7 separate regions of the Homo sapiens genome follow, and regions 1, 2, 3, 4, 5 and 6 are each linked to region 7. A link is a loop called in an ENCODE intact Hi-C map of the cell type or tissue named here. Cell type or tissue: endothelial cell of umbilical vein. All regions are shown on one strand. Each heading gives the region's core, and the rest is flanking DNA. Links, peaks and the distances in the headings are about the cores only.

Evidence for each region. Hi-C counts contacts between places; a loop is a spot of excess contacts. Peaks named below come from ENCODE experiments on the same cell type or tissue, not always from the same donor. Only the 100,000 strongest peaks of a DNase experiment are listed, where the experiment ranks them.
Region 1: it touches region 7 in a loop (8-fold over the local background); 17 of 110 quality-filtered maps call a loop at or near these places.
Region 2: a loop joins it to region 7, with 6 times the contacts of the local background. A loop is called at or near these places in 9 of 110 quality-filtered maps.
Region 3: a loop joins it to region 7, with 10 times the contacts of the local background. A loop is called at or near these places in 27 of 110 quality-filtered maps.
Region 4: a loop joins it to region 7, with 7 times the contacts of the local background. A loop is called at or near these places in 8 of 110 quality-filtered maps.
Region 5: it touches region 7 in a loop (6-fold over the local background); 11 of 110 quality-filtered maps call a loop at or near these places.
Region 6: it touches region 7 in a loop (14-fold over the local background); 26 of 110 quality-filtered maps call a loop at or near these places.

Annotation. Positions count from the first base shown.
Region 1 is chr17:66,429,899-66,434,395 of GRCh38, forward strand. The region is part of intron 2 of PRKCA (protein kinase C alpha); the gene reads left to right. Among named protein-coding and RNA genes, the nearest start is that of PRKCA-AS1, 15 kb to the left of the region's middle. RefSeq lists a silencer at 3,836-4,033. In endothelial cell of umbilical vein, for the core only: no CTCF peak of the experiment used is centred there; a DNase peak (open chromatin) is centred at 2,163; H3K27ac peaks cover 268 bases.
Region 2 is chr17:66,464,828-66,469,324 of GRCh38, forward strand. All of the region lies in intron 2 of PRKCA (protein kinase C alpha), which reads left to right. Among named protein-coding and RNA genes, the nearest start is that of PRKCA-AS1, 50 kb to the left of the region's middle. RefSeq lists a silencer at 2,184-2,478. In endothelial cell of umbilical vein, for the core only: no CTCF peak of the experiment used is centred there; DNase peaks (open chromatin) are centred at 2,324 and 3,644; H3K4me3 peaks cover 245 bases; H3K27ac peaks cover 3,952 bases.
Region 3 is chr17:66,288,643-66,293,139 of GRCh38, forward strand. No RefSeq gene overlaps it. Among named protein-coding and RNA genes, the nearest start is that of PRKCA, 12 kb to the right of the region's middle. In endothelial cell of umbilical vein, for the core only: no CTCF peak of the experiment used is centred there; no DNase peak of the experiment used is centred there.
Region 4 is chr17:66,623,383-66,627,879 of GRCh38, forward strand. All of the region lies in intron 3 of PRKCA (protein kinase C alpha), which reads left to right. Among named protein-coding and RNA genes, the nearest start is that of MIR634, 160 kb to the right of the region's middle. In endothelial cell of umbilical vein, for the core only: a CTCF peak has its summit at 2,078; a DNase peak (open chromatin) is centred at 1,989.
Region 5 is chr17:66,457,116-66,461,612 of GRCh38, forward strand. The region is part of intron 2 of PRKCA (protein kinase C alpha); the gene reads left to right. Among named protein-coding and RNA genes, the nearest start is that of PRKCA-AS1, 43 kb to the left of the region's middle. In endothelial cell of umbilical vein, for the core only: no CTCF peak of the experiment used is centred there; a DNase peak (open chromatin) is centred at 2,846; H3K27ac peaks cover 2,280 bases.
Region 6 is chr17:66,672,040-66,676,536 of GRCh38, forward strand. The region is part of intron 5 of PRKCA (protein kinase C alpha); the gene reads left to right. Among named protein-coding and RNA genes, the nearest start is that of MIR634, 110 kb to the right of the region's middle. RefSeq lists an enhancer at 4,156-4,497. In endothelial cell of umbilical vein, for the core only: a CTCF peak has its summit at 1,987; a DNase peak (open chromatin) is centred at 1,962.
Region 7 is chr17:66,565,202-66,569,698 of GRCh38, forward strand. The region is part of intron 3 of PRKCA (protein kinase C alpha); the gene reads left to right. Among named protein-coding and RNA genes, the nearest start is that of PRKCA-AS1, 150 kb to the left of the region's middle. In endothelial cell of umbilical vein, for the core only: a CTCF peak has its summit at 2,195 (motif pointing left); DNase peaks (open chromatin) are centred at 2,210 and 2,660; H3K27ac peaks cover 1,801 bases.

The DNA.
Region 1 (4,497 bases), core at 273-4,272, 140 kb before region 7:
TTCTTAGCAGATTTGGGTTCATGGATGTAAGCATCTGCTTAGGCTTGTGACCAGCATCTCTGTGGTCTGTGTGATAGAATACTGCTTTTCTCTGCACCCTTCAAGGACTCCTGAGCTACACACTCTTTATATGATAGAGAAAATTATAGATGTACTTATCTGTTGGGTGGTTCTGGATGAAAGTTCCGTTTTCTTTGTCTGCACAGCCCCTGATGAGCTCTTCCCTGCTCTGCTGGGAACTGGCCCTCATCCTCCTTTTCCATCAAGGTTCCTCTTCAGGCTTTGAGCGGATCCATGCGGAGAGAGAACAGTCTCCCGCCTTTCCCCATTTCAAGTCCCTGGAGCCTCTAGGCTCTGGGGGGCAACACCGAATACAGGGGGCAGAGTGTGGTGCCCATCCGGCATCATCAGCTTTTGCAGCCTCAGCCCCCAGCTGACTACAGGGACACCTCTGCCATGCCTCCTTTCCCAGGGCCATGGCTCCGGAAGAGCCAGTATCTGGAGTCATGGCCCTGGGACCAGAGGCATGACAGAGGTCTCCCTGTAGTCAAAACCTGTGCTTGGGTTCGTGGTAAGCCATCTGAGGCATCTGCTGTGTTCCTCCCCTATTCTTAAGGGGTGGTCTCTCTCTCTCAGGGTTGAAGCCTAAATCTGGGGCATGGGTCTGATGCAGGTCCTTAGGGGGCCAGCCCTGTGGTGCACTGAGCCACAAAGAGGTTCCAGATTGAAACCCTTACAGATCTTCCTCCATTAGTGCTTGATTTTCATTCATGGTGCAGAGAACTTGCAGGACAAGGTTCATTTGCCCTTCTCTACCATTCCTCCTTTGCCTTTGTCCACATAGATGAGGAGCAAGGTGGCCTTCAGGAGACTTTCTGGGGCACTAGGAAATGGCCAAGTGATAGGATGCAGAGTTGAAGACGGCTGTTTTAGGCCAGGGCTCCCAGCACTGTAGCTTGATTACTGCTGATTACTTCAGTTCCTCCAACCAATCCTTTACCTTCCATGCAGAGAGGAAAAGTCCCACTTACTGACTGGCAGAGGGCTTTCCAAGGAAATCACAGGCCCCAAGGAAAAGTGGAGTGTTAATTTGCTTCATGGGGTGAAACTGCTTTCTGAAAGCATGGTTTGGGCCTCCAGTTTGTAATAAAATCACAGCCAGCCCTTATTGTTCACACTGGAAAATTTATTCTTGTTTGTGTACCACTAATGACTAGCTTTCAGAATGCTTACTTTCTTCTCATAATTGTCCACTAATTTACTGTCCTTCTGATGGGAAGAATAACAATGTATTTGAAGTTCCTTGGGCTACTGGGTTTATTGTTTTTGATACTTTTAGATATTTCAAACATGGACCTTTTACGTGCTTTATGTTGCGCAATATTCATATTTATTAGGGCTATTTAATAGCGATGCAAATGAGTTCAGTGCAGCTGTGCCGGACAATAGTCATGGAAATGAATTCATCTTGTTGCTTTTTTCTTTTCTTGGGTCATTCTGATCTTTTCATACTTTTCTTAATGGAACAAGCACGTTTCTTCAGGAAAGGTGGCCTCATGTTTTCATTTGTCTGCAGGACAAATAATTTGAGTTTCATTTCTTCCTGTGGCTCATGATCCAAATTGGTCAGAATAAAGTTGGTTGCATCAGAAATATTGCAGAAGTTTAGTCTCTGCTCTCCAGAGGTTGGCTGAGAAAGCTTCACTCTGGGTAGCTGTCGCTTCCCCTCTGCGCTCCAGCAAAGTCCATGCTCATCAGTGACACACATGCCCTTCCCCTCCATTGTATTACTCTTAAATTCCTTCTGAAACTAAGAATTTAGCACTAAATGGAATTGATTCCTGAGTTGGACACATTAGTAGTTCAACCCTGGTTGCCAGCTCTGTCCCTCTTCCGCACATCATTTGCAGCTTTTAATCTTCACTGAAAGCCAATAATTAAGTATAGCAGAATTATGTCTGAAGCAAGGCCAAATTGGCACTGGGTAAACCTGAGGACCCGTCCCATGGAAAACCAGTAATAATTTCCCCCCGCATCCTAATTCTTTTTTCATTTCAAATCAGCATTTCCAAAGCACTTTCAAGACCGTTCCCTTTTTTTATCCTTAGGCTGAAACATGCCCTGAAAGGAAGGGGAGAATGTTTTAGTGACTCATATTCAAGAAAGAGAACATTGCCAAAAATTTGCAACAACAAGGTAAATTTATTACTCATGCAAGTAAGAAGCAGAGCTCTCTTCAGTGGCAGCTTTCCTCAGCAAAGCTGGGAGCCGATCTTGTTTAGGATCTTGGGAAGCGTGAAGTTCGAGGCTGGTCAGGCTTTGAGAGGTGGGAGTGAGAGGTCATTAGCAGGGTCCTTGGATGAGTGCCTTGTTGATCAGCTGTTGACAAAAGCATGGGGATGTCAGAAGCCCGTGTACTGGTTCTGAGCTGTCATTGATTCTTAAACTGGTAGTTTCTTGTTACCATGACTACAGATCATTCCCCCACCTTTACTTCCCCCAAGCACACTCTTCCTCCACATACGCTTTTTGATGTTTTCTCAGACAAAGCTTCAGGAGAGACCCTCAGGGAGAATCTTCCCTGTGGTGATTAATCTTCCTCCCTGATAATATTTTATTTTCAGGGGGTCTGATTTTCATTTGCATTAAATATGTGAGAAAACTACGGCTTAGGGAGGTCATGGGGCTTTTCTAAGTTCCTGTATTTGGCCAGTTGGAGAACCTAGGCCTTGTCACTTCTTGAGATCTTAAGAGTCTTGATGCCAGGGACTGGGCCTTATTCTTGTGAGTTTCTTTGGTATTTTGCATGTAGTAGGTCTGTAGTTGCTGTTTGTTGATTGAATAAGTGATACCACCAGTGCACTGAGCAGGTCAGATTTTGTTTCTAAGTCAGCACAGGACCCATCAGTACTGATAAAGCCCCAAAACCCCCACCTTTGCAGTCAGCCTATTGTGTATTTGGTTGGAGCAAAAGTAATTGTGGTTTTTGCTATTTTTTTAATGGGAAAAACTGCAATTACTTTTGTACCAACCTAAGACCTTTCAGTAAGTGAGAGGGCAGCTTGTGAAGCCAGGCTCTTTGTGAGGTGTGAGCTACTGAAGGTTAAGTGTCCAAAACTAGACTCTGATGTGTGCAGTTAGCCGGGGGGAAGGAGGTAGTTCAGAAAACCAGAAGGTGGCAGCTAGAATTAATAATCCCTGCCTCCTAGTTTGGATATACCCTCACTGCCTTTTTTTAAAAGCAAGAACTCTAGAGATTAAGTGTTCCAATAGCTGGGATGCTTTTGGAAGGCCGTGTATACCTCAGTGTATGTGTTCCCAGTAGTGTGTGCCCTGGAGGAAACCCCAGGGCCCAGAGCTTCCCTGCAGCCCCGGCCCCAGCTCTGGCCCCGGCCCTGGCCCTGGTCCTGGCCCTGGAGGCATCTTCTAATGAAATTACCTCCACTGAAGTTTCCTATAAACATAGTCAAGAGCAGCCTCTCTCCCTGCTGAGCTATTGCAGATCCCTCCCACTTCCTCTTCTGCTCTCCTTTCTCTGAAACACCAAGTGAGGATGCGTGTTTGCTTGTTTATGGATGGAGTAGCTAAAGGAGCAGGGATGGAGCTTGAGTTCCTCCAGCTCAGAAGTTGATCTGAGGAGTTTTTTTCATTTTTGTTTTTTATGGAGACAGAGTCTTGCTCTGTCACCCAGGCTGGAGTGCAGTGGTGTTCTCTCAGCTCACTGCAACCTCTGCCTCCCGGGTTCAAGCAATTCTCAGGCCACAGCCTCCCGAGTAGCTGGGACTACAGGCACCCGTCACCACGCCCTGCCCATTTTTTATATTTTAGTAGAGACTGGGTTTCACCATGTTGCCCACGCTGGTCTCGAACTCCTGAGCTCAAATCATCCACCCATCTTGGCCTCCCAAAGTGTTGGGATTATAGGTGTGAGCCACTGCACCCAGTCCACCTGAGGAGTTTCTGAAACATCTCACTCAAACCTCCAGCAGTGAGGCCTGGGCACCTGGTTGTTAACTGAGTTTCCCTGAGGACCCTCAGTCTTCCTCATTAGTAGGCCTTGCCCTGGTCAGGCTTCCTCAGTTTGTGGATGGAGCAGGTAGGGCGCACGGAGGTGAATCTCCTGAGCCAGGAGCAGCAGAGCCAGGATGGACCCTGACTTCTAGCTTCCCTCAGCCTGAGCTCTTTCTCTCCTGCCACACTCTTCTTGGGCCTCTTGCTGTCACCCTGGGCTTGTCAGGTGCCAGCAGGAACTCTTGGGCAAATGGGTCCTATTTCTGCTTGAGTCTTGAGGTTTGGAGCAGCTTAACTGGGAGAGAAGGCAGCATCCTTTAATGGGGGCTGGCAGTTTAATGCCATCAAGGGGTAGGATGGGAGTGTGAATGGAAGACAGCCCGTCTTCATTAGACTTTACAATGTGGCTTATCAAGTGCAGTGTTTGAAGACCTTGTGAAGACATCATGAGCCTCACAGTGCTAAGAGGGACCTGAATGAAAGGAA
Region 2 (4,497 bases), core at 328-4,327, 100 kb before region 7:
GACAGTGTCTTTTGCAGAGCAGAAGTTTTTAATTATAATGAAATCCAGCTTACCAATTATTTTTTCATGGATTGCTCCTTTGGCCTTTGGTATTGTATCTAAAACGTTATTGCCAAACCCAAGGTCATCTAGATCTTTCTCCTTTGTTATTTTGTAGAGTTTTACAATTTTGTGTTTTGGTTTTTTTAATTAAATACAAAGGGATTGGTGGTTTTTGTTTCTTGGTAGAAACATAGTTTGTTTCTTTACCAGTGACATAAGCAATAACTTAAGTAAATAAATGAATGACTAGGAAACTCTTTGACTAGGCCAACCCCCATAGCCTTAATAACCACAACTTAACATTTGCAGAATAGGAAGGACTAATCCTTTAATTTATCTTTTATGTCTATCCAGAACTTTAGTCCTATGAGCTGTTTTGTAAACGAGATTTGTTTTGTGGGAAAGGGAATTTTGTTTCAAGACTTCCCTAAGAAACTGATAGCATCGGGTAATTCTTAAATTTGACTTATCATAATGGTATATCTGGAAGGAATTTGTCAACTGATATGTTATAATTATTTTTTAATTTTTTTTAATTTTTGAGATAGGTCTTACTCTCTTGCCCAGACTGGAGTGCAGTGGTGTGATCATGGTTCACAGCAGCCTCAAACTCCTGGGCTCAAGAGATCCTCCCACCTCAGTCTCCTGAGTAGCTGGGACTAAAGGCATGTGCCACCATGCCTGGCTAGTTAATTTTTTTTTTTTTTTAAGTAGAGATGAAGTCTTGCTGTGTTGTCCAAGCTGGTCTCACACTCCTGAGCTTGAGCAGTCCTCCCACCTTGGCCCCTCAAAAGTGTTGAGATTACAGAGGGGAGCCACTGTGCCTGGCCTGATATGTTTTAATTCTAACAGTAGATCTGCATAGAGAGAAAAGTTGGTATTATGAACAAAGGTAGCTTTAATTCGAAGAGACAACCATCCCCATTCCACAACCTCTTTCCACCCAAGCAAGGAAATTTATTGAGGCCAGTAACATTTTAAATGCTTTTTGGAGTTGTTTATTTGCATGTACTTTCTTTCTTATTGTGTAAGATTTGACTTTTTTTTTTAAAGGAGTTTCTTCACATGGATAACTCAGTTTGTATAGCCTAATGTAATCTCAGCAATAAGTCAAAAGCTGTTCTTCTGTAGGGCTATATAGTTCTCTGACATAGGAAATCATTCTTAGTTCCATTATATTGAGAAGAAACAGAGAAGCATTTTACATCCAAGTGCACCAGCAGCTGTTTTGTTACATAGCTGCTGTGTGCAGAGCCCAATACTGAGAATTTTAAGAAGTCACTGAAATATGTCGAAGCACGAGGATGGGTCTGGATCTCCTCACTCTAGACGCCTGTACCTTTTTTCTGTAGTCGGTGAATGAAATTTTGGAACATGAACTGCACGTGTGGAAAGAATTTGTGTGTGGGTGGAGGAAGCATCTAATGGGAACTGAGCTGGGGGAAGTAGAGCTTGGTCCCAGGTGTCCCAGCTGGAAGAGTTTGAAGCCAGACCCAGGGAGCCCTGCGTTTGAGGCCACCTGCACTGCTCACAAGCCACGGGCCTTGGGAAGCCCTTTCTGGGAACTTGCTTGTGGAGCTGAGATGGGGGTCAGAATTATTCTGCAAAGTGGTTCCCACTGAGCAACAAGTGACTTTCTCTTCCTCCACGTTTTCTTCTCCTTACCTCAAAATGGAAGAAACTTCTTGGCAAAATACCATTTAACATAATTTGGCCACACTGAACATTTAAAAATAATCAAAGATGGAGTCTGTGCTGTTAAGAATTGATAAGTATTCCACATAAAATCTAAACATCGTTCTTTTCTTTATTAAATTTTTGGTGTAATGCACAAAAACTTGAAACTTCAGCTTTTAATAAAATTGACTTTATTTCTAAAGAGAAGTGGGAATAACAGTGGTGCTAAGATTAGCAGTAAAAGCCTTTAACCTGCGAATTCCTTCACGCTGGGGTCAAAGAAGGGAAGTCCACGTGGATGTTTGACTTGTGACCTCTTCCTTCATTTAAAAAAAAAAAAGACTTAAATTACTCATGCCCTCAGTTTAAATTTGTGACTGGCATTTGAAACTATGGAATGATTCACTTTTCCTTGTAGCAAGAAAATTTGAAAATGAAAGCAAAATGATGCTCATATTCAAACTGAACCTACTATGAAAAGATGTTTGCTGATGGCTTCGTTGCCCTGCAAACACACACGACAGAGATGGCTGTTGTTCAACACATTATTTTCCTCTTCCTCTGAGCATCTTAGAGAGGGATGACTGTGCATGTTGCCTCATGCGCAGGAGGTGGTGTGCAAAGATCTTTTGGTTTGTATCGTGGCTTACAGGCTCTCATTTAGGCCATGGCATGGTACATTCCAATACCATGAGTGGTTAAATCTCAGGAATTCCAAAGTGTATGAACGGAGTGATGTCAGCTGTACTCTCATTTCATGCTATGTAGCCAGATGTCGTGTAGCTAACCTCAGCAGTTACTATACATAATGTGCTATAACTGGCTGATTTAAGGTAAACTGCCTCAGTTTCCTCATCTGTAAATGATGGCTTTTGACTAAATAATAGCTTAGTTTTCATTGTGAACAAAATGCTTGTTTAGCTGGGCAAACACATTTTTTTTTGCAGAAAAACAGCCCTATCACCAATAGTACCTGCTCTAGTGCTTTTAAAAATTAGAATGAAATTTTGTTTGTACATTTTTGTTTGTTTTTGACAGTCTCACTGTGTCACCCAGGCTGGAGTGCAGTGGCACCATCTTGGCTCACCACAGCCTCAAACTCCTGGGCTCAAGCGATCCTCCTGCTTCAACCTCCTGAGTAGCTGGGACCACAGGTGCATGCTAGTATGCCTAGCTAATTTTTTAATTTTTTGTGGAGATGGGGTCTCACTATGTTGCTCAGGCTTGTCTTGAACTTCTGGGCTCAAGCGATCCCCACGCCTTGGCCTTCCAAAGTGCTAGGATTACAGGTATGAGCCACTGCGTCTGGCCTTGGTTGTACTTAAAAAACAAAAACAAAAAATTAAAAAAAAAAACAACAGAAAACTTTTCATGGCTCCCAGGAGCATTTATATGACTAACAAGTTATCTTTCCTTGCTGATAGTTCCACTTTCCTCGTGTTTGACAGAAATGACTCTTAGTTTAGGAACTCCTCATTAGCTGTTTCCAGGAGCAGTGGGGTATCATTTTGATGCTTCTTTATTTCTTCTATGCAACTAAAATACAAAGTGAAGATACGATGTCTCTGAAATGATAAAGCTACATTTGTCAAAAAGCACATATTTTCCATTCGACATTTTGGCTTAAAGAAATGAAAACTACAGAATGACTTTTTCCTTTATCTGGGTCTGTGCTGTGTATTTACCTATTTAAAAAGATATACAGGTGAAAAATATTTTTTGAAATGAACTTGTCTGAATCAAGATGCACACTCTTGCAGCAACATCACAGGGTGTCTCTGTCACTGAGGACTCTGTCCTCATTTGTGTGGGCTGACTGGGTCGCTGGCTGTGGGAGGCACACATTTGCTATCTTGGTGCAGCAGTTTGTAGTCAGCTGACTGACTTGTTCCTGCACATGCATTTTTTTTCCTGGCAAGTCATAATTCATGTTTTTCCTAAGGTCCAACCCTATTATAACTGACAGATCCTATCTGGCTGAGAAACATGGGCACCCTTCTGTTTTTGCCTCTTGTTCCCAACATATTTGTATGCTTTTCAATAGGAAGCTGACCTGGAGTAAATGCCCAGGGTTGTCTGAGGTCTCTAAATGGAAGGTGTGGTCTGAAACCAGCTAACTATGGCAGCATTAGGGCAAGAGCGCACAGGTAAAGGACTTCTGAAGGAGGGTGGAGGGTGGGAAAGTGGGAGGGGCGAGAGCTAACATGAATGAAACTGAAGAGAAACAGAAGTTGTGGCTGGCATGCAGGAGAAACCCAGATTCCCATTCACCACTTCCTCTCACCTCCAGAAATTACCCATCATTCCTCTCTATTTTGCAATCCTCTCTATTTCCCCTGAAGGTTCTGCTTTGAATGCTGTCTTCCCAGCAGAAATGTTGAAGGGAAGTAGCTCAGCCCAGTTCCCTTCTGGGCCACCACTTTCAACTGTAGACTTTCTAGTCAGAGCCAAGAAGGCCATGGACTCTGAGAATGGCATTTAAAGTCTCTGCCGGGCTCCACTTAGTTCCCCTTCCCCTACAGATGCCTTATTCCCTCGAAATGCAAACGAGGCTCCATGGCCACAGTTTCCTTCCTCTTTCTGTCCACATTCCAGTCGTTCACCATCTCGAGAACACTGGGGCACCCTCCTCTACCCCCAGCCAGAGCTGTCATTTAGTTGTGATCCACAAATCTGCTAAAGAGAAAGGTGCCCTGCTATCATTTTGCAAAGGCTTGCTTGGAACACATTCCTGCCATTCTTTTTTGCTGCTCTGTAGCCTGAGTGATTATTTGTTTA
Region 3 (4,497 bases), core at 257-4,256, 280 kb before region 7:
CAGAAAAACAACAAAAACAGGCTGGGTGCAGTGGCTCACACCTGTAATCCCAGCACTTTGGGAGGCTGAGGTGGGCAGATCACCTCAGGTCAGGAGACCAGCCTGGCCAACATGGTGAAACCCCATCTCTACTAAAAATAAAAAATTAGCTGGGCATGGTGGCACATGCCTGTAATCCCAGCTGCTCGGGAGGCTGAGGCAGGAGAATCACTTGAACCTGGGAAGTGGAGGTTGCAATGAGCCAAGATCACACCACTGCACTCCAGCCTGGGCAACAAGAGAGAAACTCCGTCTCAAAGCAAAACAAAACAAACAAAAAAATTAAAAAAACAAAAAACAAACAAACAAAAGCCCCAGGCAATCTGAGTATCAGCCTCCAGGCAGAGGCGGGGAAGCAAGGAAACAGAGGTGCTACAGACAATGTTTATATTTCCTCCCAAATTCCTACGCTAAGATCCTAACTCCCAACCTTCGGGCATCAGGTGGGGAGGCCTTTGGGAGGTGATCAGGTCATGAGGGCAAAGCCATCCTGAATGGGATTAGTGCCCTTACAAAAGAGACTCGGGAGAGTCTCGTCCTCAACCTGTGAGGACACAGCAAGAAGGTGTCATCTCTAAGCCAGAAAGTGGCCCTCACCAGATGCCAAATCTGCCAGCACCTTGATCTTGGACTTCCCAGACTCCAGAATTGTGAGAAATAAATGCTCTTTTTTTTTTTTTTTTTTTTTTTGGTCAGAGACTGAGTCTTACTCTGTTGCCCAGGCTAGAGTGCAATGGCTTGATCTCGGCTCACTGCAACCTCTGCCTCCTGGGTTCAAGCGATTCTCCTGCCTCAGCCTCCCAAATAGCTGGGATTACAGGCACGCACCACCATGCCCGGCTAATTTTTATTTTCTTAGTAGAGACAGGGTTTCATCATGTTGGCCAGGCTGGTTTCAAACTCTTGACCTTGTGATCTGCCTGCCTCGCCCTCCCAAAGTGTTGGGATTACAGACATGAGCCACCCAGCCCAGCTAAATGCTCATTGTTTATCAGTCACCCAGTCTGTAGTATTCTGTTATAGCAGTCCCAACAGACCAAGAGAGAGAGAAGAGACTAATTAACACCCCTTTTGACAATCTCCTGTTTCACAGGCATCAAAAGGGGAATTTATTTCCAAATCCCTTTATGTTAATCTGGAATGATGAGGGGACAAGAAGGCCACCTATCCTCTCCGGTATTCCCCTACTTCCCTGCTGATGGTTCAAGCGATTCTCCTGCCTCAGCCTCCCAAGTAGCTGGGATTACAGGTACGCACCACCATGGCTGGCTAATTTTGTATTTTTGGTAGAGACAGGGTTTCACCATGTTGGCCAGGCTAGTCTCAAACTCCTTACCTCAGGTAATCTGCCTGCCTTGGCCTCCCAAAGTGCTAGGATTACAGGAATGAACCACCATACCTGGCAAAAAAAAAAAAAAAAAAAAAAAAAAAAAAAATTAAATGCAAATACATCAGCTGAAGAAGTTAATATTATATGAATGATCTGGTCAATAAAAGGAGGTCTGGCACCAGATTCTCCTTCTGTTCAGCACAGCAAACTAGAATGGAAGCTCCATAGAGGAGGTACTTTATTTCAGTAACTGCTGTGCCCCCACTGTCTGGTATATAGGGGGCACTCAAGTAATATTTATCGGGTGTGGAGTGAATGGACCTGGAATATGCTAGGTGTTGTACCACAAAGTGGGAGAGGTATCAAGAAAGCGTTTTATAACTCTTGTAGTTGGTGAGACAACATAAAAAGATAATTTCCAGACTGTGCTGGAGAAGCGTGGAGTGTTGTGGAAGCAAAGAGAAAGAACCCAGAAAGACAGGAACTGCTTAACAGCGAATAGGAGGTTCTACTACCACTGACTTGGGAAGCAGTATGCTGAGCAAATATGGCCATCCTGTGGTCTTCTAAAGACCATTTATCTTTCCTAAAAGTCATTGGTTTTCCCCTAAGTTGTCTTTCTCTCCCTCTTCTCCATGAAGACAGTATATAAGCCCCAAATTCTAACCAACATTTTGAGTCACATTTTTTTTTTTTTTTTTTGAGATGGAGTTTTGCTCTTGTTGCCCAGGCTGGAGTGTAATGGTGCGATCTTGGCTCACTGCAACCACCGCCTCCCGGGTTCAAGCGATTCTCCTGCCTCAGCCTCCTGAGCAGCTGAGATTACAGGCATGCACCACCACATCCAGCTGAGTCACATTTTTTTCTGTGTTCCTACACACACACACACACACACACACACACACACAAATACAAATTTACACATTTATATATGTATATACACATTTGTATCTTTGCTTCTTGTCTGTCTTTTGTGAGTTTAATTCACAGGACCTAAGTGAGTGGAGGAAAAGTTTTTTTCTCCTTGACACCTATCAACCATACTTAGCCAACATTGTCATCCTTTCCTTTTGCCCATAACATCATTTAGGAGGACATATTTTTAAATTTCATATTTAATTTACTACAGTTACAGATTTTTAAACATATTTAAGTTTTTAAGTGCTGCTTACAAATCTGACTCTTCTGTATACAGATCACTTTACGGGTGTTTAAGGAAAACAATAATAAACTATCAATTGCCTGACAAAGATTTCCTCATTGAGACTTAACACTTGGCCAGGTGCAGTGGCTCATGCCTGTAATCTCAGCACTTTGGGAGGCCAAGGCGGGAGGATCACTTGAGCTCAGGAGTTCAAGACCAGACTGGGCAACATTGTGTGACCCTGTCTCTATAAAAAAAAAACTGTTTTATAAAAAAGACTTAACATTTAAGTAAGGCTGGGTGCTGTGACTTACGCCTGTAATCCCAAAACTTTGGGAGGCTGGGGTGTACAGATCATGTGAGGTCAGGAGTTTGTGACCCGCCTGGCCAACATGGCGAAACACTGTCTCTACCGAAAATACAAAAATTAACTGGGTGTGGTGGCACACACTTGTAATCCCAGCTACTTGGGAGGCTGAGGTAGGAGAATTGCTTGAACCTAGGAGGCAGAGGCTGCAGTGAGCTGAGATTGCACCACTGTACTCCAGCCTGGGCAACAGATGGAGACTCCATCTCAAAACAAACAAACAAACAAGTAAGTTTTTATAAACCTAAGTAATTAAACTTATACAACTGGTGAATATCTTAAAATTCTCTTAAGTGTTTTAAAAATGTTTATAAAATTCATATGATTTCAACTTAAAATCTCAGTCTATAATCATTACTCATACATTTTAAATTTGAAACACAATTAGTCTGTTAAAACCTCTAGTATGCTAACTTCTCTTGAACACAAGTATACACAGTTTGCTTCTAAACTTAAAAAAACAAACATTTCAGAAGAGAATGCAATGTGGGCCTGTGATACCAGGGTGACTTTTCTTATATCTTTCTTATATCTGCCTGCAAGGTAGGGTCCTTTTTTTTTGAGATGGAATTTTGCTCCTGTTGCCCAGGCTGGAGTGCAATGGTGCGATCTCGGCTCACTCCAACCCCCTCCTGTCGGGTTCAAGTGATTCTCTGCCTCAGCCTCCCGAGTAGCTGGGATTACAGGCACCACGACCACGCCTGTCTAATTTTTGTATTTTTAGTAGAGACGGGGTTTCACCATGTTGGCCAGGCTGGTCTGGAACTGCTGACCTCAGGTGATCCACCCACCTCGGCCTCCTAAAGTGCTGGGATTATAGGTGTGACCCGCCGCGCCCAGCCGGGTTCTTTTTTTTTTTTTTTTTTTTTTTAATATTTGCTTTGCCATTGTCTCCAAAACACAGGCTATGCCATGGTGGCATAACAATTATTTTGAGCTGAAGGCATTTGAGAATGAGCAGATGCAGGAAGAAACTTTTGTTTTCTGGATTCCTTTGAAAGTGGAGACTCCCAAAAGATCTCAACTGATATAAATTCTAGCCCTGACAGTTTCATAACCAGGGAAGATTGGCTTTTATCACTGGAGACAAGTCAACACTGGGATCAAGAGATCACCTAAACAGACATTGACACAAAACTACTATATCTTCCATCTGGTCTTCTAAAAGACCATTTATCTTTCCTAAAAGTCATTGGTTTTCCCCTAAGTTGTCTTTCTCTCCCTCTTCTCCATGAAGACAGTATATAAGCCCCAAATTCTAACCAACATTTTGAGTCACATTTTTTTTTTTTTTTTTGAGATGGAGTTTTGCTCTTGTTGCCCAGGCTGGAGTGTAATGGTGCGATCTTGGCTCACTGCAACCACCGCCTCCCGGGTTCAAGCGATTCTCCTGCCTCAGCCTCCTGAGCAGCTGAGATTACAGGCATGCACCACCACATCCAGCTGAGTCACATTTTTTTCTGTGTTCCTACACACACACACACACACACACACACACACAAATACAAATTTACACATTTATATATGTATATACACATTTGTATCTTTGCTTCTTGTCTGTCTTTTGTGAGTTTAATTCACAGGACCTAAGTGAGTGGAGGAAAAGTTTTTTTCTCC
Region 4 (4,497 bases), core at 244-4,243, 58 kb after region 7:
GTAATGGTGTGTCACCCACGAAGGAATGGGTGGAAAGCTGCAGCTTGGGTTAAATGTCACCATTGTCATTATCTTCAGCAAACATGTATTGAGCTCCCAGGAGATATGCAACGTGGTCTCTGATCTCCAAGAGTGTGCCGTGCCTTGGGAGGGAATGCAGGATTCATTCGTTTGACAGATGTTCACAAAGAACCTGCTTGATGCAGTGGCCCTCTTTTGGGTGCTGGAAGCTCAACCATGAGCAAGGCAGATCAGGTCCCTGCTACGTGTAGAATTTACATTTTAAAGAAAAAGTTGAATTTAAACAAAAATGGAATAAGAAAGATAAAGCTAAATAAGAAATAAGATAACAGAACAAAAGCTCTGGAGGGCCCCTTTAACCGAGAGAGTCAAGGAAAACCTGGAGGAGTAGGAGGCAGGCACAGTTGAGTTGAGCCCTGAATGACAAGTGAGGCATCCTCCTGAAGAGCTGGGGTGCCTGGCTCCAGGCTGATGGACAGCAAGTGCAAAGGCCCTGAGGCAAGGAAATGTTTAAAACCTATGCTGAGAAGAGGTGAAGAGAGGGGAGAGAGGGACTTTCCTGACCAGGGCAGGGAGTAGGGGGCTGTACCCAAAGACACTGAGGAAAACTTGTAGGGTGTCATCAAGTTGACAGAGAGTCCTGTGGTGGGAAAAGAGACTGAACAATTACATTGGGTCAAATGGTAGCCGGACTAAGTAGGCACTGGGGAGTGACTAGAGGTTTTTGAGCAAAGGAGTGATGCATGCCAGTCAGTGAATCCTGAAGAGTTAATCTGACTGGGGTAGAGTGTGGCATGGGGAAGGAAGCCACCGAGAGGCTAGATATGGGGCTGTAAGGCCTGGCTTAGTCTGGTAAAGTGGGGTTAGCATGAAAGGGCCAGTTCAAGAGACATTGCCAGCCACATGGACAGTTTCATCTTGGCCAGTTATCTCCAGACTCTGAAACTCTCTCTCAGTCTGTTTCTACTATTGTAGTACTTTGGGGAAGGAGTAGGGAGAAAAAGATCATAGACTTGAACAAATCAGGTGCCACTGGGCAGAGGGTTCTAAATTTGCACTCTCCAACACAGTAGCCACTAGTCACCTGTGGTGATTTAAATTTAAATGAATTATTTGGCCAGGCGTGGTGGCTCACACTTGTAATCCCAGCACTTTGGGAGGCCAAGGTGGGTGGATCACTTGAGGTCAAGAGTTTGAGACCAGCGTGGCCAACGTGGTGAAACCCCCTCTCTACTAAAAATACAAAAAATTAGCCAGGTGTGGTGGCAGGTGCCTGTAATCCCAGCTACTCTGGAGACTGAGGGAGGAGAATCTCTTGAACCCAGGAGGCGGAGGTTGCAGTGAGCCAAGATTGTGCCTAGGTGACAGAGTGAGACTCCATCTCAAATAAATAAATAAATAAATAAATAAATAAATAAATAAAAAGAATTATTTGCAAATAATTGCATCATTAGAAAAAAATTATAAATGAATTAAAAGAAATTTAAAGAATTCATTAGGAGTCACCACATTTCAAAGGCTCAGTAGTCATAGAAAGCTAATGGTTACTATATTGAAGAGTGTGGATAAAATACTTCCCTCATTGCAGAAGATTCTGTTGGACAGCATTGGGCTGGATCACGAATTTTCTGATGAACAAACCCTTCATCTTTCTATAGATCACAAGAAAGTCTCCCATGGTGTTTTATATCACGAACTACTTTGCTGTGGAAACTTCTGTTTGTACAGAACGTTTCCTCTTACGGATACCAATTAAGTTCTTTATGATATTACATTGGTTTGGCTGTCAAATGTTGTGTGCTTAACAAAGAATGATAGAAAAATCACTTTCCAGAACAGAATGTTTGAATTGCATGTAGCATAGAAACTGAGTAAAAATTTCAGCCTGATTTAACATCTTTGGAGTAGACTTCTTAAAGGAGAGGGATATGAACACTGTAAAACACAAATTCATCAGAAGTGCAATGACAACAGGGTTCCTCTCTACTCTGCTGGTGACAAACTTTAAAACTCTATTGACTTGTATCTCTTGATGTCATTCTATTCCCCTCTAGTGGAATTAAAAGGTATCTGTCTTTCTACTCCAGCTTGGACACATTCGCAGTAGTAGGAATAGAAATCTAGAGATAATGAAGATAGAAGATAGCATTATCACTTATTTTCATATCATGATAGGCTGCTGCTTTACATTTTACCCTTTTTCCTGTCCTCAGGGGAAAATAGCCTTCTGTTCTCTGTCTATTTGAGCTACTTGGAGAAAAAAAGTTTAGGTATCTATCCTATGTATCACTATTTATCCTCATACCAGAAGAAGCCTTATTGCCCAATATGTTACTAGGATGTGCCATTGGTTCAGCGTCTAGCACAGGGTCAGGCCCGTTAATTGAGTTAGAGGCATGGGTTGAGGTCCCGATTTTACCACTTAACTATCCATGGCTTCAAATTCAATCATTTACTTTCCTGAACCTCCGTCTCTTCATCTTTAAACTGGAGACTCTCCTTTGACTCTCCATGGTCGTATCACAAGATAAAAGGAAATAATGAAACCTCATTGAAAGTTAAGGTGGACTCTGCACATTTATGTGGCCTCATTCCCCACCACCACCACTCTGCCCCCAGCAGCATCCTTTTAGGAAAGATGGATAAACAGGTAAACTAGAAATATGTTTCCGAACTCTCTGCGTACAGGTGAAGCATGGTGGGGCTGGGGCTACCTTTAAGTTGGTTGCAAGAGCCCAAAGGCTACCATTTGGTTTGGTTATATTTCCTTTTTTCTTTTGTCTTCCTCTTTTTCTTTTCTTTTTTTTTTTTGAGACAGAGTCTCACTCTGTCATCCAGCAGTGGCATGATCTTGGCTAACTGGAACCTCTGCCTCCCAGGCTCAAGCAATCTTCCCACCTCAGCCTCCCAAGTAGCTGGGACCATAGGTGCACACCACCATGCCCAGCTAGTTTTTGTATTTTTTTTTTTTTTTTTGAGACAGAGTCTCACTCTGCCACCCAGGCTGGAGTGTAGTGGCGCAGTCTTGACTCACTGCAACCTCCGCCTCCTGGGTTCATGCCATTCTCCTGCCTCAGCCTCCCGAGTAGCTGGGACTACAGGCACCCACCACCAAGCCCGGCTAATTTTTTTTTTTTTTTGTATTTTTAGTGGAGACGGGGTTTCACCATGTTAGCCAGGCTGGTCTCGATCTGCTGACCTCGTGATCCGCCTGCCTTGGCCTCCCAAAGTGCTGGGATTACAGGCGTGAGCCATCACGCCCAGCCTAGTTTTTGTATTTTTGGTAGAGACAGGGTTTTTGCCATGTTGGCCAGGCTGGTCTCAAACTCCTGGATTCAAGTAATCCACCTGTCTGGGCCTCCCAAAATTCTGGGATTACAGGCATGAGCCATCGCGCCCTGCCATTTTTTCTTTTAAATGTTGAGTTATTCTAAGTTTAAAGTGGCTAATAGGAGAAACAATAATTTGGAACATTAGCAGTTACAGTATTTCTCTAGTCTCAAAAAGAGCATTCTCACTAGAAGTATCCACAGAAATGCACTTAAATGCCACATCCCTCCCTCTCCCCTTTATTCCAGCCACCATGTCATAACCTCCCTCTGCAGAGCAGAGAATTAAGCTCTAAAGACTAGACATTTGTTGTGGCAAACAGTGCTGAATTTCTGCCTTTATTTTAACACAACTGTCTGCTACATGTAGAAATATTAGCATATTTGCAGAGATATTTTCATTAGGTATTTGTTTTGCTTTAAAAAACAACCCAGAAAGGTGAATTTCAAATGTGCACAGTAGGTTTCTGCCATCCTAAAGGCAAACTTCAAAATTTTTTAACAGCTAAGCAAACCATGCCAGTGGGTTAAGATGTAGGATTGGAAGTCTCTGATGCTGTCCTGGGGCGTGGGGGTTGGGGGGAATGTATCAATGAGTACTATTTTGGTCATTATTCTTCAGGTTGAGTTCTGGGAGGCATTGCTTAGGACACATTTAACGCCACAAGGGAAAGTGCATTAGTGTTGCCTTCTGTTGTTTAAAGAAAAGGAGGGAGAGAGGGAGGAAGGAATACATGCATATGATACTTTTGCATGCTCTGTGACCACCAGCACACAAACAAATGCAGAGATGCTGAGAAGTGCAAAGTGAGACGTGGAAGGGCAGGTGCTAACAGACAATGCAGCTATACTTGTGATGGTGCTTTTCACGAGTGAAGACCAAGGTGTAAGTGTCTTTTACCCAGTCACAGCTATAAAACCGAATCCAGTGGATCAACTAAAACTAAGTGCCAAAGAGGCCAATAGCAGTCTAGAACTACGTGTGAGTGTGTGAGTGTTTCTTCTGGCAGGTTCTCCTGTTTTACGGCTTCCTACCAGCCATCCTTAACTAACGCATGGTTGGAAATTCAGTATCCCCCCCCAAAAAATTGAACCTTCATAGTTTCCCAATTCCTGGTTTTAGAAAAGGAATGAAGGGGTATCAATT
Region 5 (4,497 bases), core at 365-4,364, 110 kb before region 7:
ATATTTCAATAAGAATTTAAGGGATAGACTCATCTTGGAGTCGTCGTCTTGGCCTGTTTTCTCACCAGTGTTTTGGGTGTTTGTCCAAGAGAACTTAAGAGTTCTTAACTGAGTATTTTGGGCCTGTGGGGGTCAGGAGAACAGCATGTTTTACCTCTACTGAAGGTAGGAGCTACCTTGGCATTTGGGGTGAAGAGATGTGTGGGGTTTCTTAGTGTAGGGGATGGTCGTGGAGCCTGGGAGACCTAGATGGCTCAGTTCTTCTAATTTGTTGAGCCTTGGTGCATCCCTCTCTTGGGGTGATGATAATGGTGCCACCTCAGAGGGCTGTTGAAGATGTGAGATGCATATAGAACACAGCATCTGGCTCGCTGTGAGCTCTCTGGAGAGGTTAGCCATTGAGATGGTTTGGCTGTGTCCCCACCCAAATCTCATCTTGAACTGTAGTTCCCATAATCCCCATGTGGAAGGGACCTGGTGGGAGGTAGTTGAATCATGGGGGTAGTTACCTCCATGCTGTTCTCGTGATAGTGAGTTCTCATGAGATTTGATGGTTCTATAAGGGGCCTTTCCCACCCTTTGCTCTGCACTTCTCCTTGCTGCCAGCATGTGAAGAAGGACATGTTTGCTTCTCCTTCCATCATGATTGTAAGTTTCCTGAGGCCTCCTCAGCCCTGCGGAACTGTGAGTCAATTAAACCTCTTCTTTTATAAATGACCCAGTCTTAGGTATGTCTTTTTTAGCAGCATGAGAACGGACTACTACAGCCATGATCACTAGCTGAGTGTGCTGCTGGGGTCACCTGCTGTACTCCTGCAGACCTCAATCTTTACAGAGTAGAAAAATGAAGCCTGATATCCTCATGGGCTCTTTTTGTATATCAGAATCTCCGTCATCTCCCACCCACCAAATTGGTTTGGAGCAAGCAACCTGACATAAGGAGTATGACCTTCACAAAGTCATGTTGTGTAAGTAGCAGTTTCCCAAACTAGGCAGTGTAAGTGAGAGCTCTAAACCACTTAGTGGATGAGGGTATACTGATTTTAATTTTTAAAAGTTGAGTTATTATTGGAACATGAAAGAAAGCCTATTTCGCAGAATCAGCCAGTGAGGCATTCCTTCTTTTGTCAGGATCTTGTAGTTGCTATGTCAATTAATCTGCTTTCTATTTAGGCCATTGAAATAAAGTTATATCTAAAACCTTGAAGTAAGGTACAAAAAGTCTACAGCTTCCTGGAACACAGCCTAGACGCTGGAGTTAAACAAAAATGGACACAGGGGTCTTAAGACCCCCCAGTAGAATATGCAACACTGCTAGGGTGCCTTGAAGATCCTTTCAGGTTTGTCTTCTTTTTTATCTCTTTATTTTCCTTTTTTTTTTTGAGACGGGGTTTCTATTCTGTCGCCCAGGCTGGAGTGTAGTGGTGCACTCTCAGCTCACTACAACCTCCACTTCCTGGGCTCAAGCAATCCTCTTGCTTCAGCCTCCCAAGTAGCTGAGACTACAGGCATGCACCACCACGCCCAGCTAATTTTTGTATTTTTAGTAGAGGTGGGGTTTCACCATGTTGGCCAGGTTGGTCTCAAACTCCTGAGCTCAGGTGGTCCGCCCACCTCAGCCTCCTAAACTGCTGGGATTACAGGCGTGAGCCACCGTGCCCTGCCCCTTTCAGAATCTTCTGAGAATTGTCTTACTGTAATATTCCTTACACATTTGGTTACCGACCTTCCCAGTACGTCATTGGAGAAAGCAAAGGCAAAAGGGGGAAGGAGAGAAGTAACATTTGTTAAATGCTAACTGTGTGCCAACCACTTGACATGGTGCATGTTATCCCCATTTTACAGATGGGAACGTAGAGGCTGAGGGAGGTAAAGTAACTTGATTAAGTTTACCCTGCTATGAAGTAATGGAGTTGGGATTTGAACCACTAAGGAACACACTCAGGTATTGTTAAGTAAAAAAAAAAGGGATAATGATTGAGCACACTGGCTTACGCCTGTAATCCTAACACTTTGGGAGATTGAGGTGGGTGGATTGCTTCAGCCCAGGAGTTCAAGTCCAGCCTGGGCCATCTGGCAAATCCCTGTCTCAAAAAAAAAAAAAAAAATACAAAAATTAGCTGGAGGTGGTGGTACACACCTGTAGTCCCAGCTACTCAGGAGGCTGAGGCAGGAGGATCAATTGAGCCTGGGAAGTTGAGGCTGCACGGAGCCATGATCATGTTATTGCACTCCAGCCTGGATGACGGAACTACGATAACAACAACAAAACAAAACACATGATGAATACGCACTGAAAGATCAAATTAGATTCTCTACCTCCGTTGAAGAAGGTAAAAAAGTATATAGTAGAATCCCTCAGAAATATGAATGGTTAGAATTATTTTTAAAGTTTTGTAAATGTGGGGCAAATTTCTATTTTCTGGAAAATTCTTCTGGTGGAACACCTTGCTCTCTAAAAGTGCCAGATAAATGAGATTCCGCTTGATTTGAGAGCTAAGTTCTATGTCCAGTTCTTCCTTGCTGTTATTAAGCAGCAAAGAGAGACCCATGGTTGCACACTGGGAGGCTTTTCTCTTTATCGTTACTGTGTTTATAGACCCGACTCCATCGGGGGTGCTTTTAAGTAAGTAATTATTTTGGGGCATTGTTGCTCTTTTTCGTTCAGTGCGTAAGTATCACTCTCTACTGCTTTCTGATCTTTTTACTTTTATTTTTATTTTTATTTTTTAGTACTTCCAAGTGAGAAGGGATGTGGCCTCCCAGCTGGTGTTTGTCAGGGTTACATGGTACATGTGCAGGAAGGGCCACATCAGCAGGCCTTGAGTAATCCATCCGCAGTCTCGAAGGATGAATCATTCATGAAAGCAGTTTTCCATCCCGCTCACTGGATGCAAGCCTTTCTTGCAAAGTTGATTTCTTTTGCAAAATTAACCTTTGCTTTCTGCTCCTTGCCCACACAGCTTTTGAAATAGGAAGCCCACAGAGTTGTGTTGTTTTTTTCTAAGTAAGTCTAACGGACTGGGCATTTGTAACTTCAATTATTACGCAAGGTATTGAATTCCGCCTATGAAATCTATGAAGGTCATTGCCCGTGGACTTAGAAGTGCCTAGCAGAGTTGAATGGTATGTGGGCTGTGTGTGTATGATCCATATGGCTGAAGTCGTGGTTCTTACTATTACTATATGATTATGTATATTTTAAAAATAGCTCCTTCAGATTTTAACTAGTTTTAAAACTCAAAGTATGTGAAAGGGTTTGCATTTGATAGAGGGGGGAAAAGGCATACTTAATATCCAGGGTTGATAAGCGAAGGCGTGCCACCTCCTGTAAGTCCACCCCTTTCATCCTTTACCCCCATTTCTCACACTACTTTTTTGGTGTTTTGTGCGTTTTTATTTTTTCCGAATTGCAGCAGTGCAGACAGGGAGAAGAACTAAAATCACTCTATAGCTGGCCTCTGCTGCTCATTACGTTTTAGTGGGATAAAACCTTGTCTTGCCCTCCTAGTTGGAGAACCAGCTGAATTGCACCTTTGAATGTTGCTGGGTTTTGTGCCAACCTGCCAGCTGATGGGGCAGACCAGCAGCTTAGTGTCTCCTTTGCTGTGGAAGCAGAACTGCGTCCCCATTATTTGACAGGCAGGAAACGGTAAGGCTAGCAAAGCGGGGACTGAAGACTTCAGGTGTCCCAGCTCCTACCCCAGAGGTTGGTCGCAGACACAGGTTTATAAAACATCAGTATGTGGAGCCACCTTCTCTGAGGTTGTCTTGTTGTGTCTGTTTCTTCCTTAGAAAAGCACATCCCAGATGGGCATGATGGCTCACGCCTGTAATCCCAGCACTTTGGGAGGTTGAGGCGGGTGGATCATTTGAGCCCAGGAGTTGGAGACCAGCCTGGGCGACAAGGCAAAACCCCATCTCTACAAAAAATACAAAGATTAGCCGGGTGTGATAGTACACGCCTGTAGTTCCAGCTACTCAGGGGAATGAGGCAGGAGAATTGCTTGAGCCCAGGAATTCGAGGCTGCGGTACGCTATGTTCACGTCACTGCACTCCAGGCTGGGTGAAAAAATGAGACCCCATCTCAAAAAAAAAAAAAAAAAAGAAAAGAAAATCACATCCCAATCCTAATACTTTTAAAAGTTCATGTGCCAAATTTAATATTCAAGTTGCTAACATGTTATCTGTATGTAAAAAAACCTGTTCTTCTAACCAGACTTCTTCCAGACTTGTTTTGATCAGTCTCAACCAGCATATGTCATTGGCACATTTAAGCACAGGTATGTAATTTTTAGCAATAGTGAGATGTTCTATAGTGGAGTGCCCGTGTCACCTGAGTTGTGGTGAACAGTTTCAAATATCCTTCATTTTCCAGTATTCAAAAATGAGGAAATGACCTCAGATTTCAGTGCTATGATAATTCCCCTAGTTATCTCCTAATTCTGTGCTTATTTTGTGTTGCAGCAAGTGAAGCTCAGAGAGCTCGCGTGCTA
Region 6 (4,497 bases), core at 205-4,204, 110 kb after region 7:
AAAATAATTAAAACTTAGGTGAATATTAAGCTAATCTCAGAAAGGGCAAGGTTTTTGTAAGCCTAAAAGAAATGGAAAAAATAAAAGGAAATGTTTGACAGATTTAACTACATAATAAGTTAAGCTTCTCTGTTTCTAGAAGAATGGTGACATGTAACACAGTTTGCAGCAACTATGACAAAAGGCTTTTATCATTTATATCTCAACAACTCTTCTAACACAGTAAGAAAACTTGTTACTACCTTCTAGAAAACTTGAATAAGGAGTTAAGTCAGGCAGAAATAAATACAAATGGGCAAATAACCATGGAAAAAAAATTTAACCTCAAAAATAAGAAAGTCAAAATTACAGTGTTATTCTTTACTTTTCTCACCACTTCTTGATATGGTTTTGGTAGGATTGTGGTAAACTTTTAGAGGAGTAATTTGGCAATGTATGCCAAGAATCTTGAATAATTTCCATCCTTTAAGCTACTTCCAAGAATGTATTCTTATTCTTCTTTGCATCAGAAAATCTGTGGCGTTCTTAAACACACAGGGTATGATCAGACTTGCACAGCATAAATAGAACAAGAAAAAAAGTATCAGAAATTTCAATGAATATTTATGCATGAAGATGATCAGTTGCTATGTTATTTGTAAAGGTGAAAAATGATAAACTTTGTAGATGCCCCCAAACAGGGAATTGATTAAATAAATTCTGATTAGCCATAAAATGAGATGTTAGACATTTAAAATGTTTTCAAAGCATACTTTGTTATAAAGGCAGGTTCTAAAACTTTATTCCTAGTGTGATGTGAATTCTATAAAAATAAATATTTCAATGTAGATAGATGTGGAAGATACTGGCCATAAACATGCTAATGTGCCAATGTTGGTTCTCCCATGCAGAAGTATAGTTGTTTTAGTTTTCTTCTTTATATTTTTATGTCTTTAAATTTCTTGTATGATGGGTGCACCCGTTACTCCTATAATAAGAAAAAAATTTTCTTAAATATCTTCCTACGTTGTTTATGCAGAATCGTTTCAGTCTCTCATAACCTGGGAAATATTTCTCTCACAACTAGGTTTCATTTTCTTTTGAAACATCAGAATTATAGAACTTTAATGTAAAATTTTATGTCCCACTAATTGTAAAAGGGAAAGTAATGAAATATTTATGATCTTTTTCCAAGGACTAAACATTGTTGTTTCTCATCTTATACCACAGTCCTCCGAATTCTCTTATGTAAGTTTTGTTCCAGTAGAATTTTGGTTGATGAGTTGCCAACCTGTGTTTTCTGGTACGTGAATGGGACAGAAATTCACTCTTATCACCAAGCAGCCAGCCTCACCAGCAAAATAGAATATTCACTAAATAGGTTCCAAATAAGAAAATGGTTAATGTCCCTCAGTCCAGGTTTGTGTACAGGGCCATATGAAGCTGTGAGGCGATGTCTGATCAGGTGTATTTTTAGTGTATCTCATTATTCTTGCCTTTGTCTCTGGTAATAAGGAAACAAATATCACAAAATTTAGGGGTCATTATTTCTAAACATGAAAGAGATCACATCAGAAATTCTGCAACATTCATAAACACAGACGGTGTCAGCAGACTTGATACAGCATAAATAGAACAAATGCAGTGAACTAGACAGCACCCAGACCCAGTTTGTACACAGAATCTCAGTCTATAATTACCCAGTCAAAAATTGTTCATCGTGGTTGATGACACCTGTGCATTTTATTTCCTGAAATCTAGAGAAGTTCCACGTGATCACTATTTAACCAAGAGCAAAAGTCCCTTTCTGACCCATTTTTCCTGTAAGTGGAGATACATCCTGTGCTCTTTTGTCTTTGTGGGTACAGAGATTCTTTCTTCAAAGCATTTAACATTTTCAAAAAAGTGTGCCACTCCTTTTGGCCTGGCTTTCTTCGCCCGTGAAAAGGCCTGGGTGGTTTTTCCTTGTCCAAGAGTCCCTCCAAATGGACGCTTTATGTACTGCAACCAAGAGCTGAGAAGTTTCCAAGCTTTCCTGTCTGTGTTAGCATTCCGGTCATTCAGCAGGAATCCAATGAGCGCAGATTTTATCTTGTCTGTCCTGTGTTGCCCTGGGGGAGTGATCCCTGGGGATGCGAGGGGGTGTGGCCCTTGCCCTCAAGGTGCTGTCAGTCTGTAGACATGGAACACCTTTGGGCTGGGCTAGGCTGGCAGGAGAGTGGAAGGGCAGAGGAAATGGGTCTTGTGCAAGGCTAAGGGCTGACAGCACTGAGATGGATGGAGGAGTGTCCCCAGCGATGGGGCAGTGTGGACCCAGAAGCACAGAGCAAGGTGGGCACAGAGATACACGTGTTCAGCAGTTACTCAGTTCACGCATGGTGCTGTGCTGGGCAGTAGGGGTTCAAAATAACTAAAAGAGACTAACCTTGTTGGTGTGGAGTGGTTCTTTTGGGTTATATAAATACTAAATGTGATAGGTTGCATGCAGTTAAATATTTAGCATATAGAACCAACCCATCAGAACCAATGCCAGCTCCTAAGTCATACCAGCATCTGCTAGGGGAATGTGGGCCAGAAGACGGAGCGTCACTGACATTTAGATAGAGGTGTTCAAGTAAATGGTAGGAAACAGATTAGAGGCCTGTTTTCCATGTTGGGAGCCTAAAAGATACAGTAACCAAGTGCCACTCAAGCTGTGGTAGAGAATATCTCAGTTCTAACTTGTTAATGGGAGAAGAATATGATTTTGTTGTTGCTTCTGGCCAAATGATTCCAGTGAATCAGTCTGATGAGTGGCAGTGCCTGGGCTGCCACCCACAACCAACTCTCACCTGTCCTGTCGACTCTTCATTGTTCATGCTTGAGAAATCAGTTACCTCCTTATGCCATGGAGGGCCTGACTGCAGTGCACGCCCACCAATGGGAAGTCGTGCCCACACCAGTGGCAAGATATGCCACCACCATCATGGACCAACCACCCAACGCCTCCTATCCAAAGGCAGATCCCAGCAAGCACTTGCTCTCTGTTGCCGGGACTTCTCCCAGCTCCAAAACTGCCTTAGTCTGATCTATTAATATATCTTTTTAACTGGGTGGCTCATAAACAACAGAAGTTTACTTCTCACAGTTATGGAGGCTGGAGACTCCAAGTTCAGGGCACAGGAAGACTCAGTGGCTAGAGAGGGCCCATTTGCCGACAGCCCCACATCCTCACACGGTGGAAGGGCAAACCAGCTCCCTTGGGCTTCTCTTATAAGGGCACTGATCCTCTCCATGGAGGCTCTGCCCTCCTGGCCTAATCACCTCCCAAAGGCCCCTCCTCTTAATGTCATCGCCTTGGGGGTTAGGATTTCAAACACAAATTGGGGGCAGGAGGCACAAACATTCAGACCACAGCACAGAGCTCTTCCCATCCCCAGCCGAAGTAGGAATGACCCAGAGGAAGGCTGCTGTCCCTTTGCACACAGGTTCTGAAAGTGCGTGGAGAGAGGACGATCCCTCGGTCCCTGCAGAACCAGGCTCTTGAAGCATATAGCAGAGGTTCTCTACCCAGGGCCTACCCTAGAATGTCATCAAAACTGCAGTGTTGTATTAAAGGGGTGCATGGCTTAGAGAGAATGGAGAATGCCCAGCCCAGAGGCCCAGAGTGTTTTAGGATGTGCCTGTTACCCAAAGTTAAAATCTGTATGCGTCAGGAGTGACACTTGGGAGCTACACTTCCCAACCCCCTCTCCTGCGGCCACCGGAGCCTGCCTGGGCCCCTTCTCCTGAAACGGCCTTCTCTGCCCACATAATAGCCCCTAGCGATGCCAGTTCTGGTTCCTCCGCGGGGTCCCACGCCAGCTGACCCAGCAGTACCTGTAACGTGTCCCACCCTTGCCAGGGTTTGTGTGCCTGCATGGTTTTAGAGGTTCCAAGTCAGAGCCCCTAAACCCCTTGCCTTATTGCTAGACAGCTTGACCGCCCCCGGAACATCACGTGGGAAGGGCGCTCGGTAAATCCTGTTCTGGAGGCAATCTGTCACTCCACCAGTTTCCCAATCAACATTTGCCGAGGAGTTCTGGCTCCCGGTGCAGAACTGACTTGTGGCGACGTGAGGGAACTGGCAGCTTCTTAGACCCAAGTTCTCCCTCGCAGCATCGTCAGAAGAGGCCCAAAGTAGAGACGCAAACAAACCCTGAGAACAGCGTGTTCTTCCCAGTAACGTGACCGGGAAAATGTGAGCCAGAGGAAACTTGAGAGCTCCGTGGTGCGGCTGAGCTGGTGGGGTGAGGGTTTTTTCCCTTTTTCTATCTGGTCCAGCCCATCGGCCACTTGAGATGCTCCTGAACTGAGTAACCAAGCTGTTCGGAGGGTACTTTCTCAGCAGGACAAGCCCTGAGCTCTGGAAAAACGCAGCTAGAATAACGAGGAAGCAGAGGGGCCTCTCCCACACCAGGCTTGCCCCGACAGGTCAGCTTGCTTGTGGCCCAGCGCTACTGCGCACATGTTCCTTTAAGATCCCTATTTCCGAGGCAG
Region 7 (4,497 bases), core at 158-4,157:
CAGAATGAGTACTCAGGAAGTGATTCCCACTCAGCCCGCATCCCTTCCTGGAGCACTGCAGTTTTGGGATTCTTGTCTCCAGCCCAGCTCTTACAGCCCCTGAGAGCATGCTGAGCAGGGGAAAGCTGCTCTAAAGTTCAATTTGCATTGTACCTTCTCCATTTACATTTCTTGACCTTTTGCTTTCTCATCCAGCAATCCCCAGCAGGGTGTCTGTGTTCTAAGGCACCCACCTAGCCTCTTTCTGAATTTTAATCCCAGCTCTGGCTAAAAGCCTGAAAGCAAAATATGAATCGTAGCTCCACAATTATAACGTGGGACTTTCTTTATAAAATGAAGTTGCTCTAGCAGAAAGCCAGGGCTACAAATCAGTAGCGGCTTCAGGATGCATGGCCTCTTTCTGGCATAGGAGGCCCCTTTTTCTTCTCAGTCGCGGTGTTTCTTCCAACATCTATGCATGTTGAAGTCTGGAGAAGGCTGATGCTGAGAGATATGTACTAATGAAATGCACAGGTGTTATCTTTTTCTGTTCCAAGTCCCTGTGTGCCCTCCTGTCTTGGTGGGTGGCATGGCAGGACATAGAAACACTTGGAACCTGTTTACTATTTTCCAAAAAGGCCTTGCCTGTAGCCCATTGATCTACCCACTATGTATATTCATTTTAATGCTGTTTTTGAGTCCGTTGACTACCCCGGGAAATCAAAGTTGACTACCACAGCCCTAGTCCTCAAGTGTCTTGCCTGCAATGAGGTTACCTGGCCTATTAGAATTAAGGACTAAAATGCAGGAGCTGGGGTCACACCTGCCAGCTGTTTGTGAGCCCTGAAGATGTTGGGGATTTAAATTTTAGATAGATCATTGTAGCTGCAAGGGGTAGGACGGATAGGTGGGGTATCCAGAGTCCTTGGATACCTTGTCTTCCTGGACCCTCTCTCAGCACCCTTGGGCTAAGATGCACTCTTGAACACATTTCCTCTATGGCCCCTTTCAGATCTGCTGATGATACCTGGATTCCTTCTTTCAGAGTGACCCAGCCCCATCCCAGGGAACGGGCAGATGGGCTCTGTTGCCCATCTCAAAGTTCCCTTACTTTTTTTCTTTTGAGGTTTTATCAGTCCAGAAGTGGAAAGAAGATGGATGCCATTAGCTTTAGAAATATTTTTTATGTTTTAGGGAGAAAGAAGCAGAGAATATACTTTTAGATGAGCACACTTTAAAATACCAGTAAGACAGACTTGTTGGAAGACAGGCATTGTGAAGAACTGTTGTTGTTTTTTGGTTTTTTTTTTTTTTTTTTTTTTGCAACAGCTTTCCCCACTTTGGGAAATGAGAACTTATGCCCTCCTGAATGTTGTATTTGATGGGACTTAGATCCATGGGGGAATTTTATTTTATTTTTTAGGAAAAGGTAACCTACTAAGTATAGTTATATCCTTCTAGCATGAAATATAATCATTTATTAGACCAGAACTGTTTGTTAATTCAGCAGTGTGTCTTGAAAAAGAGCCACCCTCAAATTTAAAGTAGAAATAGATTCTTCATTCTACACCTTTTTGACATCAGATTTGCTTTCCTGGTCTCAGTGCAGGTGCCCCTACTGTTTGGTGTTTGGGACACAGCCTCCGAGTAAGTCCAAGGAGAGCTTGGGGTTAGGCAGTATAGGCCATGAGCCCCTTGCCAGCCTCCCAGGGACTTTGAGAGGAGCTGTTTGGGGCAAGATGCTTAATGAAAGGATGTTTTGTAATTTAGAGAGAAAAAAGAAATTTATCCCATAGATAACTAAACCCTCAATGGGAATATTAGAAAATACAATTGTCACATTATGTAATATTTGTACATTTTCCACTGCAAGTAAGAATGCGTCCTTTCCTTAATTTTAAAATATGGAAAAGGTCGACCTTTCTGCTACCGTAAGGAAAATCAAGGGAAAGGGAGGTTTTATACATGATATGGGGAACTTGGTATAATTATTTAGCTCAGTATGAAATTCTGCCACAGGAATATAAGGTAATTAATTTCTCTAAGTATGAAATGCAATCTTGAAAAACTAGGAAACAGGTGCCGAGGTGACAAGATAGGAAGAGAAGCTGAGTGTTGTGCAGTGGCACCGAACAACTTCTGGAACATTCCAGAGCGTGGCTTTGTAGCTGGAGAGAGCCTCCTGGCTTCTGTGTGGCGACCGAGACTGACCCCTGCTGGCAGATTGTTGCTAAGCCGTGGCTGTTAATGAAGCAGGGCAATAAGGCCCTTAAGCAGGAGATCCTGCCAGGCCACAGGCAGGTCTGTCTCCGAGGCTATGCCTTGTACCAGCCCTTGATGCTGTTGCCTGAATTCCCAGTGGGAAGAAAAATGGACCCAGCAGTTTTTAGTGTTTTGGTCTCAGTTTCCACCATCTCTCCCCTTTCCCAGTCTGGGATGTCAGTGTTTGCTCTCTCCTCCCTACCCTCTGTTACCTCAAGATTTCATGGAAATAAAAAGCCCTGCTAACATCACAAAGAGGCTGAAAATTCCAGATCCACCTCGGAGCCAGACACTTGAGAAATTTGATGCCAAGGTAACCTGCGTTTGGGAAAACATCCTTATTAGGTTTATTTAAGAACGATTTGAAAAATTCCTATAAGTGAAAATCAGATGGGAAGAAGTCCAAAAATCTGATTCATGCCATGACTGTGATACAACCAAGATCTTCGTGAGCCAGTGGATGGGGAAGAGAGATAATGTACAATATTTCTATGTGTTTCCTGGAAAAATTCTTAAACGGATTATAAAAAGCACTAAGTGTAAAGGAAAATGTTAATACATTGGACTGCATTAAATAATAGACCAGCAGAGGTCTGGCGTGGTGACTCATGCCTGTAATCCCAGAACTTTGGGAGGCTGAGGCAGGCAGATCACTTGAGGTCAGTAGTTCGAGACTGGCCTGGCCAACACGATGAAACCCCATCTCTAGTAAAATTATAAAATTAGCTGGGCATGGTGGCACACACCTGTAATCCCAGCTGCTAGGGAGGCTGAAGCATGAGAATCACTTGAACCCCAAAGGCAGAGGTTGCAGTGAGCTGAGATGGCACCACTGCACTCCAGCCTAGACGACAGAATAAGACTCTGTCTCAAAAAACCCCCAAAAAATAGATGTGCAGAGTCTTTATTTGTGGTAGAGGTTAGTGTTTTCCCCACTACATTTTCCACCAGCTTGTTCTGGGAGCTGCTTTTGGGTGCTGGTGAGGAGTAATTCGTGGTTTAGGAAGCTTGAGTGCGGGTGCTGGGTCCTCTGCTTGTTGCTCAGCAGGGTACTGGAGGCCAGGAAGGCTGGCGCTGCAGAAATCTGTCTTCAGTGCACTTACTGCTGTTGCCATGGACAGCTCATTCGTATAGCTGGTGTGGAGCTAATGAAGTAGGGATGTTTTTAAAATGAAATTTTAAAAATGGGGTTTGAGAAGTACATAAACAGTTCATTGTGGCATAAAATGACATTATAATCATTTAATTTTGAGATGATTTAAAAATCATTTCCTCATGTTCCATGTTCTACAGCTTACCAGTCAGGAAAAAGGATAATTTTGTGGGACTCAATGAAGTGATGAAATTGAGAACAAAGCCTTTCATCTTTGGACTTACACTTCCATGTTCCTAAAAGAGTTAGGCAGGGATATGTAGGTAAATCAAAGACTGGAAACGTAGGGTCTTTGGAAACTTTTTTCTGGGTCATCTTTTTAGTCTTAAAGCTAAGCCTTCAGTTGCCAAGCAGTGGTTTTTTTAATGAATGAGGCTGGTCAATAGGATATCTATATTTTAAAAACCTCAACCACAAGTAACACCCTACACAAAAACCAATTACAGATAGATAGTAGACCTAATTGTAAAACAATAAATGTTCTAGAAAATGACAGAGAACATGTTTATGAAGTTGAGGTACAAAATAATTTTGTAAACAGGATCTAAATAGAACTAACCCTAAAGGAAAAGATTAATCAGGCATTTTTGTTAATTGAAACATCAAAGAATGAAAGGTAGACTGGTATTGGGGGAAGATATTTGCTACACTTATACCTGTTAAAGGGCTTGTGTCCTGAATTTAAAAAAAAGGTCAGGTGCGGTGGCTCACACCTGTAATCCCAGCACTTTGGAGGCCGAGGCAGGCGGGGATCGCCTGAGGTCAGGCGTTCAAGACAGCCTGGCCAACATGGTGAAACTCTGTCTCTACTAAAAATACAAAAATTAGCCAGGCATGGTGGCAGGCACCTGTAATCCCAGCTACCTGGGAGGCTGAGACAGGAGAATCGCTTGAACCCAGGAGGTGGAGGTTGCAGTGAGCTGAGACCATGCCACTGCACTCCAGCCTGAGCAAGAAGAGTGAAACTCCATCTCAAAAAAAAAGAAAACCTCCTCCTACAGATCAGTAAGAAAGACAATCCAGTAGAAAAATGGGGAGGAGATTTGTAAACTTCATGAAAGAGGATATAAAAATGGACAATAAACATAAAGTGTTCAACCTGG